Regions from separate parts of the Homo sapiens genome. Here region 2 is linked to region 1. A link is an interaction called in ENCODE POLR2A ChIA-PET data of the cell type or tissue named here. Cell type or tissue: PC-9. All regions are shown on one strand. Links, peaks and the distances in the headings refer to the core of each region. The heading gives the core; the rest is flanking DNA.

Evidence for each region. Peaks named below come from ENCODE experiments on the same cell type or tissue, not always from the same donor. Only the 100,000 strongest peaks of a DNase experiment are listed, where the experiment ranks them.
Region 2: POLR2A ChIA-PET joins it to region 1 with 5 read pairs; 2 of 35 experiments call an interaction of 5 or more read pairs at or near these places.

The regions. Positions count from the first base shown.
Region 1 is chr19:54,139,515-54,145,477 of GRCh38, reverse strand. CNOT3 (CCR4-NOT transcription complex subunit 3) reads right to left here. Exons shown (of 18, transcript NM_014516.4): 2 at 2,475-2,549; 3 at 2,292-2,359; 4 at 1,962-2,036; 5 at 1,729-1,818; 6 at 1,344-1,472; 7 at 1,146-1,241. The coding sequence starts at 2,499. Among named protein-coding and RNA genes, the nearest start is that of CNOT3, 4.7 kb to the right of the region's middle. In PC-9, for the core only: no CTCF peak of the experiment used is centred there; no DNase peak of the experiment used is centred there.
Region 2 is chr19:54,000,019-54,006,209 of GRCh38, reverse strand. All of the region lies in intron 3 of CACNG6 (calcium voltage-gated channel auxiliary subunit gamma 6), which reads right to left. Among named protein-coding and RNA genes, the nearest start is that of CACNG6, 11 kb to the right of the region's middle. In PC-9, for the core only: no CTCF peak of the experiment used is centred there; DNase peaks (open chromatin) are centred at 3,239 and 3,549; H3K4me3 peaks cover 1,550 bases; H3K27ac peaks cover 3,554 bases.

The DNA.
Region 1 (5,963 bases), core at 1-5,000:
CCCTTCGGGGTGGGGCAGTATGGGGTCCACCCACCCTCTGAGCCCTGTGGGGACCAATCTTAGCCTTGACATCTTGGGATCCCACTGCTCCCTCCTCTCCCCACACCTTTCTGGCTCCAGGAGTCCTTGGAAACCTCTAAAAGACCCAGAGGTCCTTGTGCCATCCCACGACTTGGCCTCCATCTGCACCTCACCTGACAGCCCAGATTTCTCAACTGAGCCCGCCCACCACTGTGACTGCCTCTGGCATACAGATACCCTCCGACCTGCTCCAGCAGTAACAATGATAACCCCCATTTGTGAGGAGCTTGCTGTTTAGAATTGTGATATCTGTCATCACTAGGCCCCCAACCCTACCCATTTATCCCTGAGAGAGCCCAGATTCCTAAGCCTCGCTCCTGCCCTCCCCTCAAGGCCCCTTTAGGATTTAACATCTTAGCCTTGGTTCCAAATCTCTGCTCTGTTCAAGGACCCATCATCTCCCCGAAAGCCCCTGGTTCCCAAACCCCTCAGAGTCTGACACCCAACCCTGTCATCTTCCACTTCCTGACCCTCTCCCACCCACAGCTTCCCTGAGGACCCGGCTCTCCCCTCCCTGTCTTTCTGGTTTCAGCAAGTCTGTACAGTTTGTATCCCTTTGAACTCATACCCCACAATCCCGGATTTTAGAACCTGGGACCCCAACATCCAGCTTTGTCCCAGACTCCTGTCTTCCTTCAGGCCTGGTTCTCTGCCTTCTCCATGTTCTGCCTTGTCTCTACCCACTGTGCTCTCCCTAGGACCAGGGCCCTCTGGGTGCCAGGAGGCCTCTTGCCATGGGTGTCCTTCAGGTCTCACTTTTACTCTGTGGCCCAAGCTCAACCTGCACTCACCTTCCCCCAAGTCGCTCCTCTTCACAAAGGCCCCACGGTCTACCCAGACACCCAGGGGACCCTGAGATTCTGTCTGACCTCCTTCCTGCCCCACGCGTGCAGCTGCTAAGCCCTCCCAATCCTGTCTCTCAAATCCCTAATCCCGGCTGTTGGCCCTGTCCGCCTGAGGAATCCAGGCCCCAACTCCCAGGAGCATAAATGACTGGCCTCCTGCTGGCCAGCCCATTCCCATGCCCATCCCCATCCCAAAGGTGTCGGGTCTCCCTCACTCACATCCTTGTCGCCCTTCTTCTTGCGTGTCTGCACTGACAGTGACTCCACTTCACTCTCAAACTGGTCCACCTGCATGTTGAGCGTGTCGATGGTATTCTAGGGGAGGGAGAGGAAGAGGAAGCCCATCAGCTAGGGTTCCGCCTACACCCAGGGCTCAGGATCCTCAGAGTTCACCTCCTCTTCTCTACCCCAACTCACCGTGAGCCACTGGCCAACCTCTTCCTTCTCCTTCTGGGCAGGATCTACCTTCTGGGCCAGGCCCAGGCCCTCTTTGCTGTAAGCTTTGGTTTTGGTCTCTCGTTCCACAACTTTGAACCGTTCCATTTGCTGTAGAGAGTGCAGTTGGCAGGGGGGCTCTCAAAGGTGGGAAAGGAGCTGACTAAGGGCCAGCAGACACTCCGACCTGAGCCTCGTGACCCTACTTTCTGAGCTCTGAGTCCGCTGCCTCTTCACTTCCCTTAGGTGCAGAAACCTTACTTCTCTTGAGGACCTCTGGGGTCTGGCCGCTCTGCCTCCGCCCCTTGGGATCTCAAGAATCTGGTGACCTTCCCACCTCTCTGGGACTCAGGCTCTGGGCTCCTACCGTCTCAATGAGCTTGCGGTTGTCTATAAGCTGCCTCTTGTCCTTGATCTCGTTGGACGCTACCCATGTCTTGATTTGGTCCCTCAGCCGCTGCAGATGGGAAAAGCAAGAAAGTCAGACCTCAGGACCCAGGAACTGGGGCCCACAGCTCCTTCTCCCTGGGACCCAGCAGTCCACTCTCCCAGTTCCCTCTACCCTCAGGACAAAGGCGTCCAGGCCCCCAGCCCCCTCACTTGTAGCTTCTTAATCTCCTTCTTTAGGTCAGCCTCATACTTTTCTTTCTGGTTCGCGTTGGCTGCATTGTGGAGCTGAGGGATGGAGAGAATTGAGAAGTCAGTGTGGGAGGGGATGTCCCAGTACCCACTCCAGTGATTCTTCCTTATGCTAGGGACTCGAGGACCCCCCCCAACCCCTACCCCCAATCCATCTTAGAGCTGATTCTCTTAGGTCCTCAGCATCTGCATATGTAGCCCCTCCCGCTGGTCAACACCCAGAGGTCCTGAGCCGCCTTCCTGTGCCCTCCTCTCTGAAGACCCAGATTATTAGGGTCTCAGCCCCTGTACCTTCTGCCAAATATCTTCAAACTGCTCCACGCCCTCGGACACCTTCTTGAGGCAGCGATCAATCTCACCTGGCCAGGGAGGAACAAGGCTGTGAGAATCCTGCCCAGGTGGCAGGTATCTAAAGAGCAGTCCTCAGAAGAGGGAGCATGTGGCTACAGGTGCAGCAGGAAGTCAGTCTAGTACCTTGGAGTTTGCGCTTGTCCGCCATCTTCCCTGCCCTACAGACGCACTCTCTTCATACTCTCTTGGAGACGGACGCTGCTAGGAGAGATTGGAGAGGAATTAACACGTATTCCCTGGCTGGTAAAAACCCAGAGACATGGACCTAGTCAGCATAGTGAGGTAGGTGGGACTGGTAAAGAGAAGAAGCATTTGCTATCTGACAAGAGACCAGCCCCAGTTCTCCTGATGCTCGCTTGACTGCCCAGCATAGTGTCTGGCCAACAGGGGACCCCATAAGTTTGTTGAAACAAGAAAAGTTACATACTTTTTTGTGTGCCTCTGACTCAGGAAGTGGAAAATTCCTAGAGCATGGAGTACCTTCTCCCCAGAATACACTCAAAAAGGTTTTTCAGAGCAGGACAGTCATGCTGCACACAGCTGATGACTGGGATGGAGGCATTAGCCCTGGAGATCACACTTCCTACTCAGAGGGGCTGGGCAGAGGTGGCTAGGAGAGGTCATCCCTCAGACAAGTCAGGAGACAAATGAAACTGGCAGCTCACAGAGAAGGGCGTGTGTGTGTGTGTGTGTAAGCTGTAGGTAGGAGAAGAAAGATTGGGGGTGGGGGAAAACGACGGCGAGCAGAGATGCCGAAAGCTGTGAAGAGCTGAACCCGCTCATGCAGACAGGGCTGAATGCCAAGTAGAAGGGACTCAAACCACCAAGACATTTATTCCAGAGCAGGATCCTTAAACCAAAAGGAAATAACACTCCTAACCCAAAGAAGCTAATACCAAGAAGGCTTAGAGATTTGGGGGCAGAAGGCAGTACCCAAGAGAGACCTGGGAGAAGACAGAAATCTTACTAAGATAAGAGGGTGCAAAGGTACCGCAGCTGTGAGGGAGCCGATCTGCACTCACGGAGGAATCCCATAGCAAGTGGATTGGTAATTTAGAGTCAGGGAGACATAGACCATCAGGGCAGGAACCCAAAACTTCAAGAGAGGAGCGTCTTTATTTTAAAGGAAGTTACCTGGAACCCAGAGAAGACTGAGGTCAAAAGGGAGTTCCAAGGAGCTTTAGTCCAAGGGAAGACATACCTTAGGGCCTGACAGCGAGACCAGGGGAGCCCTGGGAAGAGAGGCTTATGCCTCAGAAGAAGACTTCTGAGATACCAGCGGAGATTGCCCTCTTCCCCTCCAGGGAGGGGGCCTACAATGAAAAGCACAGTTCCCTGGGATCCACGGGCCGCTCCCACTCTACGTGTGCAGGGCAGGGAACCCTGGAGTAGTCACTTACTGTAAAGACAGAAACAGCCCCATACTGAGGAACAAGAGCCTCAATACAGAGGGAAGTCACACCAAAAGAGTCCTCACCCACAAAGAAGGGAACATCTGGCAAACAGTGCTATCCAACAGAACTTTGCAATGCTGGAAACACTCTATTTGCGCATATCTGTTGGCCACTGAACATCTGAAATGTGGCAAGTGTAATGGAGGAACTGAATTTTTCATTTTTAACTAGTTACTAATCACCACATGTGACTAGCAGCAACCATATGGGACGGATATGCTTTAGAACAAGAAGCCCACAAAGGACAGGGCTGGTACCTTACCCCCAGGGAGAATTTTCCCAACACCGCAGGGACCCATTCTGGGTGATAATAGGTAGGGGTGCTACCTTACACTTGAGGGAATTTAAATCTCCTCAGTAAAAGGCCCAACCTAAAGAAAGCCGCAGCAGCCCCCGCCCAGGTCAGCTATCACGCCCTACCTGGGGAATCTCTAAGAAGGCAAAGCAACCAACAAAAGGACCCAGGAGAAGGTGCCACAGTGGGGATTCAGGCTGAGGAGGGGAAAGCCTCTTTGACCCAGGGAGCTCACACAAGGCAAGGGCCTGGACACCAGAGCTCAGGTGTGCAGGGATCCTCACCAAAGTCCAACACCCCAACACAGAAAAGCCTCTTACTGCATAGGGGGAACAAGAATGTGAAACGAGAGTTTACACTCCCTCTTTCCATCCCAAGAACCCAACAGAGGGTCATGGGCAGGTGCTCCAGCCCAGAGAGAGAAGAGGTCTCATGGTCTACACCCCTAAACAAGGCAATCAACACCTTAGGCAGGTGACGCCCTCCCTGTGTCTCCACACGGAAAGGACTGGTATCCTAGTGCAGAGGAAGAATACCCACAGACAGGAGACCACACTGTGGCAGCAAGAGAAGGAAGTCCTGGAGGGGTCACAAGCCAGGAGGAGGGGAACAAGAGCGCTAACCCAGGGAGGTGATGTTTCAGACAGAACAGTGTGACATCGAAGTCGGCTACAGCTGAGACCCAGTGAGGAGGCAGCTCCTCCACAGAGAAGGGGCAAGTGCCAGAGGCCCAGGGTACTTGTCCCCTAGAGAGGCTGGAGCCTTAGCCACAGTAGAGACAACACCTTCCCCGCTAAGAAAATCCCTATATCATGAGGGTATCTGTACCTCTGGTCCCCCCAGCAAAGGACCAGAGAGAAGGGAAGCTGGAGCCTGAGTCTCGAAGCAGAGACGCCGCCAGAGAAGAAAGAGCCCCATTTGCTGTAGTCAGGGGGGCATCCACCAAGATCCTCCAAGGAAGGTGGTGATCGCAGGTCCACTCTCAGGCGTGAAGAACCTGTGCTCCAGCAGCAAAGGCTCTCCAAGAGCACTGAGGAATCTGGGAACCTCGGCCCAGGAGGAGACTTACCCAAGAGGAACACACATCCCCACAGGGAAGGGACCCACAAGGCGGGTGGCGGGGTGGGGGGAGGTGAGCAGGACACCAGCCTCACAGGAGCCAACACGCTAAAATCAGAGCCAAAACCAGTAAAGAAGAGCCCCCCAGACTTCATCTCAGGGAAGATGATACCACCACACAAAGACTCGAGGAGGGAGGGGCAGGAGGTCAGCCCTGGGAAACTAACACCGGGTGGTCCTTAACCTTGGGGGCCGTCATGTGCCCACAGAGTGGTCTTTGTCATGAGGCACCTTTGATCTGGGAGAGCTTCCGCCTCTGCAGCAAGGAGCTCTGAGAAGTGATGTTGAAGGGTGATCCTTAACCCAGGTGGCTGCTGACGTGGCCACACAGAGGCTCTGAGACTCCAGAAGAAGGATGCGTTAGGGCCTGGGGTAGAGGTAGTCATCTCCACTGAGATGCCCCATGCCAAGGGTGGGGGGCTGGAATCTCCCACCTTGGAAAGTCTACACCAGAGAAGTCTCTGGTCCCAGGGACAGGGTCTACAGTGGAGTCTCCCGCTTGAGACTCAGGTATCTTACATCCACACAGCCAGGAAACTATGCCTTACCCCATACAGTGACAAATCAAGAGGGGGTTTTGGAAGCATTAGCCGGGGGCACCTGCATCCGAGAGGGGTCCTCAGCCTTACGGTGGGGACACATGCAGAGGCGTGGACACCTCAAATCCAGAAAAGCAGCCATACCAATACCAAGGATGGCAAGAACCTTATCCCTGGGGGAGGTGACACCAAGAAAGGGTCCTTA
Region 2 (6,191 bases), core at 755-5,754, 140 kb after region 1:
CAGAGAATTTCAGGTAGTGATAAATTCTGTGAAGAAAAATAAAGCAGGTAAAGTCCCAGCTAGAAATGAGTCTTCTTTCTTTCTTATTTTATTTATTTATTTATTTATTTATTTATTTTTGAAACAGAGTCTTGCTCTGTCACCCAGGATGGAGTGCAGTGGTGCGATCTCAGCTCACTTCTACCTCCACCTCCCAGGTTCAAATGATCCTCCCACCTCAGCCTCCCGAGTTGCTGGGATTACAGGCACCCGCCGCCACGCCCAGCTAATTTTTGTATTTTTAGTAGAGACAGGGTTTCACCATGTTGGTCAGGTTGGTCTCAAACTCCTGGCCTTAAGTGATCTGCCAGCCTCGGCTCCCAAAGTTATGGGATAACAGGAGTGAGCCACCGCGCCTGGTTTATTTTATTTTATTTTATTTTATTTTATTTTATTTTATTTTATTTTATTTTATTTTAAGAGGGAGTCTCACTCTGTTGCCCAGGCTGGAGTGCAGTGGCGCGATCTTGGCTCACTGCAATCTCCACCTCTTGAATTCAAGTGATTCCCCTGCCTCAGCCTCCTTAGTAGCTGGGACTACAGGCATCACCACCATGCCCGCCTAATTTTTTATATCTTAGTAAAAACGGGGTTTCACCACGTTGGCCAGGCTGGTCTCGAACTCCTAATCCTGAGATCTGCCCGCCTCAGCCTCCCAAAGTGCTGGGATTACAGGCATGAACCACCATGCCCGGCCAGTTTATTTTATTTTTAAATTTTTATCTATTTTTTTTTGAGATCAGGTTATGAGACTAGCTAGTTTTTGTATTTTTGGTAGAGATGGGGTTTCACTATGTTGCCCAGGCTGGTCTCGAACTCCTGGGCTCAAGGGATCACGTACCTCGCCCTCCCAAAGTGCTGGGATTGCAGGCGTGAGCCACCGCGCCCAGTTTCTCTCACGTGCTCTTTCTTTTATTATTATTTATTTATTTATTTATTTATTTATTTATTTATTTATTTTTGAGATGGAGTCTCGCTCTGTCGCCCAGGCTGGAGTGCAGTGGCGCGATCCCAGCTCACTGCAACCTCCACCTCCCGGGTTCAAGCGATTCTCCCGCCTCAGCCTCCTGCTTAGCTGGGATTACAGGCGCCCGCCACCACGCCCGGCTGATTTTTGTATTTTAGTAGAGTCAGGGTTTCACCATGGTAGTCAGGCTGGTCTCCAACTCCTGATCTTGTGAGCCACCTGCCTCGGCCTCCCAAAGTGTTGGGATTACAGGCGTGAGCCACCGCGCCCCCCTCTTTTATTTATTTATTTATTTATTTATTTTTAACATTTTCTTGGATACCAAATGAGTCCCCTTTAGACACGATGGTCAGTGCTGGTCTCTCTGAGGTGGTGACATTTGACCAGAGACTTAAACAATGCGAGGAAACGAGACACGTGAAGCGCCGGCGGAAGAACGCTCCAGGCCGAGGAGGCAGCCCGGGAAAACACGCTGCGGGAGGAATGAGCTTAGAGCGTCTGGGGAACAGCAGAGGCTGGCGTGGCCGGAGCAGGGAGAGCAGGTGGCAGGAGAGGGAGTCGCAGGGCGCCGGGAGTCAGCCCGCGCGAGGCCTTGCCACCATGTTATTCTAGCAGTAGGAATTTAAGTGGCTTTTATTCTGGGGAGAATCCGTGATCCGACTTATGATATAAAAGTATCACTTAGGGGCCAGGCGTGGTGGCTCACACCTGTAATCCCAACACTTTGGGAGGCTGAGGCGGGCAGATCACCTGAGGTCATCAGGAGTTCGAGGCCAGCCTGGCCAACATGGAGAAAGCCCATCTCTACTAAACACACACACACACACACACACACACACACACACACACACACACACACACACACACAAAAATACAAAATTAACCAGGCGTGGTGGCGCATGCCTGTAATCCCAGCTCGGGAGGCTGAGGCAGGAGACTCGCTTGAATCCAGGAGTCAGACGTTTCAGTGAGTCGAGATCGTGCCATTGCACTCCAGCCTGGGCAACAAGAGCGAAACTCCGTCTCAAAAAAAAAAAAGTATCACTTGGCCGGGTGCGGTGGCTCATGCCTGTCATCCCAATAGTTTGGGAGGCTGAAGCGAGAGGACTGCTTGAGTCCAGGAATTCAAGATTAGCCTGGGCAACATAGTGAGACCTCATCTCTGCAAATAATTTTAAAAATTAGCCCAGAGTGGTGACGTGTGCCTGTGGTCCCAGCTACTCGAGGATGAGGTGGGAGGATTGCTTGAGCCCAGGAGGTTGAGGCTGCAGTGAGCTGTGATTGTGCCACTGTACATCAGCCTGGGCGACAGAGCCAGACCCTGTCTTAAAAAATTTAAAATTAAAAAAATAGAAGTATCACTCTAGCTGCTCTGTGGAGAATGGACTTGAGGAGGTTAAAAGGAGAAGCATAGAGAAGAGTTAGGAGGCCATAGAAATTACCTCGGGGAAATATAGCCGTGGCTTGGATTAGTGAAACCGAGGGAAGTGTTTGCATTCAAAACACATTTTGGAAGCAGTGCCAATAGAATTTGCTGGTGGATGGCTAGGCAGGGTGGCTCATGCCTGTAATCCCAGCACTTTCGGAGGCCAAGGCAGGTGGATCACCTGAGGTCAGGAGTTCGAGACCAGCCTGGCCAACATGGAGAAACCCAGTCTCTATTAAAAATACAAAACTTAGCCAGGTGTGGTGGCAGGCACCTGTAATCCCAGCTACTTCCGAGGCTGTGGCAGGAGAATCGCTGGAACCCGGGAGGCAGAGGTTGCAGTGAGCCGAGATCGCACCGCTGCACTCCAGCCTGGGTGACAGAGCAAAACTGTCTCAAAAATAAAAAATAAATAAAATAAATAAAAAGGCATGCGGGTCTGGCTCCTGCGGCTTCTCCAGCCTCCTCTCAAGCTGCTCCTCCCACACTCTCGCAGCGTGGAGCAGGACTTTCAATGCACCAGATTTGTTCAGGCTTGAAGACCTTTATGCTGCTTGGAATAATTTTCCGCCTCCCCCTCCCTGAGCCTGTCTTAGATGTCCTTATTCTTCACATCTCTGTATGAAGTACATGTTTCAAAGGGACGCCTTCACTAACCACTGCCACCTAAATCTACAGTGGGTCTCCTGTCATACATTTTTCTCATACTCTGTACTTTTTATCTATAGCATTCATCACAGTTGGTAGTTATGAATGTATATTGATTTGTATGACTAATGTCTCTTTATCTCATTTCTGTCTCTCCCACTGCACTATAAATCCACGAGGGCAGCAGACTTCTCTGTCTCATACCTCTAAAACTAGAACAACAGCTGATATATGTATTATAAGGAGAGAAACAAGACAACCTGAACACGACCCTTTATTTAGGGAGACCTCAAAATCCCAACCTGCCCCAGTCCCTGACACGCAATCTAACCACAGTAATTACAACATCAAATCCTTCTTCACTCTCAATTGGTTGTACAATCTGTGGAACATTTTTGTGCTCAAGACTTTCATAAAACACTTTTATATCAACAGTTTCCTGTGCACCCCCAGGAGTAATGCAGGTGTGAGTTCAATAATAACACCAGCACTAAATTCCTAGCAAGCTACAAATTCCATGAGAACAAACATCATCTTTATTTTATTCATCGTTGCGTCCTCAGCGGCTCCTAGCACAGCATCTGGGACTCACTGGATATTAAAGAAATACTTGTTAAATGAATGGACAAGTAAAAAAAAAAAAAAGGAGAAATAGATGATTGGAGGGAGAGAGGAAGGGAAAGAGGGTGGAAAAGAAAGAAAAGAGAGAGGGGCCGGGCTTGGTGGCTCATACCTATAATCCCAGCACTTTTGGGAGGCCGAGGTGGGCGGATCACTTGAGCTCAGGAGTTGGAGACCAGCCTGGGCAACACAGCGAAACCCTATCTCTACAAAAAAAAAAAAAACAAAAAAAACAAAAAAACCGAAAATTAGCCGGGCTTGGCGGCATGCACCTGTATTCCCAGCTACTCAGGAGGCTGAAAGGTAGGGAGGACAATCACTTGAGCCTTGGAAGTCGAAGTTGCAGTGAGATGAGATTGCACCACTGTACTCCAGCCTGGATGAGAGAGCGAGACCCTGTCTCAAAAACAAAAAAAAAAGAGAGAGATAGAAAGAGACATAGGGAAAGAGAGAGAGGGGAAGGAAGGGGAGAGAAGGAGGAAACTGATCAATCAACGGAAGGATAAATGGATGGATGGATAGGATGGACACAATACTAACAGATACATGGATGAGTGAGTTCATGGCTATAAGGAGATTTAAGCTCAGAGATAGAAAAAGGTTTGCCCCAATTACATGGCTGTTAAGAAGTTGGGACTCCAACCCAGATCTTTTTGATTCCCTGTTAATGTCACAGGACCAGTGACATTAATGTCACATTAATGCAGTGACATCTTTTACACCAGTCTCCCTGTCTCTCTCCACACTCCTGTCACACTGGCTTTCTTTCAAGATCTGCAATGCAGCAAACTCTCCCAGCTTGTCTATCCATACTTTGACATCTTCAATGTCACCTCCCCAGAGAGGCCCTCTCTAAATCCCTGAGGACAGAACGATGAAAAAGATAAAGATGATGTCTGTTTTCATGGAATTTGTAGCTTGGTAGGAATTTGGTGCTGGCGTTATTATTAAACTCACACCTGCATTACCCCTGGGGGTGCACAGGAAGGTGTTGATATAAAAGTGTTTTATGAAAGTCTTGGCCGGGCGCGGTGGCTCACGCCTGTAATCCCAGCACTTTGGGAGGCCAAGGTGGGTGGATCACTTGAGGTCAGGAGTTGGAGACCAGCCTGGTCAACATGATGAAACCCTGTCTCTACTAAAAATACAAAAATTAGCCAGGCGTGGTGGCACACACCTGTAATCCTAGCTACTTGGGAGGCTGAGTCAGGAGAATTGCTTGAACCTGAGAGGCGGAGGTTGCAGTGAGCTGAGATTGTGCCACTGCACTCCAGCGTGGGCAACAAGAGCGAAACTCTGTCTCAAAAAAAAAAAAAGAAAGAAAAGAAAAGAAAACATTTGATCCAAGAAGAAAACCAAGGCCCAGAAAATAAAAGGAACCTTCCCAAGGCCACACAGTGATTCAGGGCACAGCTTGGGCTGGAACCTAGAGGCAGAGGTTGTAGTGAGCTGAAATCGTGCCACTGCACTCCAGCCTGGGCGACAGAGTGAGACTCCATCTCAAAAAAGAAAGAAAGAAAACCGAGTTTAAAATCCCACCTCTGCCATCATGCCATCATTGATTGTGTGCCCATGAGTAATTCATCTGACTTCTCTGAGCCTCAATTTCCTCATTTATAAAATGGGGGAAGCTGTGTGTGGTGGCTCATGCCTATAATCCCAGCACTTTGGGAGGCCAAGACAGGCAGATCACTTGACGTCAGGAGTTCGAGACCAGCCTGGCTTATGTGGTGAAACCCTGTCTCTACCGAAAAATACAAAAATTAGCCAGGCGTGGTGGTGCCTGCTTGTAATCCCAGCTACTTGGGAAACTGAGGCAGAAGAATCACTTGAACCCAGCAGGCGGAGGTTGCAGTGAGCCGAGATCATGCCATTACACTCCAGCCTGGGAGACAAAGGGAGACTCTGTCTCAAAAATAAATAAGTAAATAAAATGGGGGATAGTAAGCCCTGCCTAATAGTGCTGTTGTAAGGATTTGAACTGGAAGTACAATAAACTGAAGTGTTGTTTATTACTGAGGGCTACATTTCACAAGATGCAGCATTTTATTTAGACCTTCAGCTCCAAGAATGCAACAGTCCTTGCAGACCTCAAGTCTCAAATCTAAAAGAGCATTTAGAGACCATCAAATTCTGAGCCAACAATAGGGCTTGGAACTCTTCCACCTTTGAGCCTGCTATAGCCCCTGGGCTTCCCTGACCTCTCAACACGCTATAGTGCTTAAAACATCTCAGCATGAAACAGTGTTTGGGGACTCCATGTTCAAACCTTGAAAAGCGTTTGGACAGCTTCCAATTCCCAGCCAACAACAGGGCTTAGAACTCTCCAATTTTTGAGACCTCTATAGTCCTTGCGCTTTCTCTAATGCCTAGCATGCAACAGTGATTGGAAATCCCAGGTCCAAATCTAAAACAATGTTTGGACACCCTCCAATCCTTAGCCCGGTTGTTGGGGTTCTCCCATCTTTGAACCTACTATAGCCCTTGGGC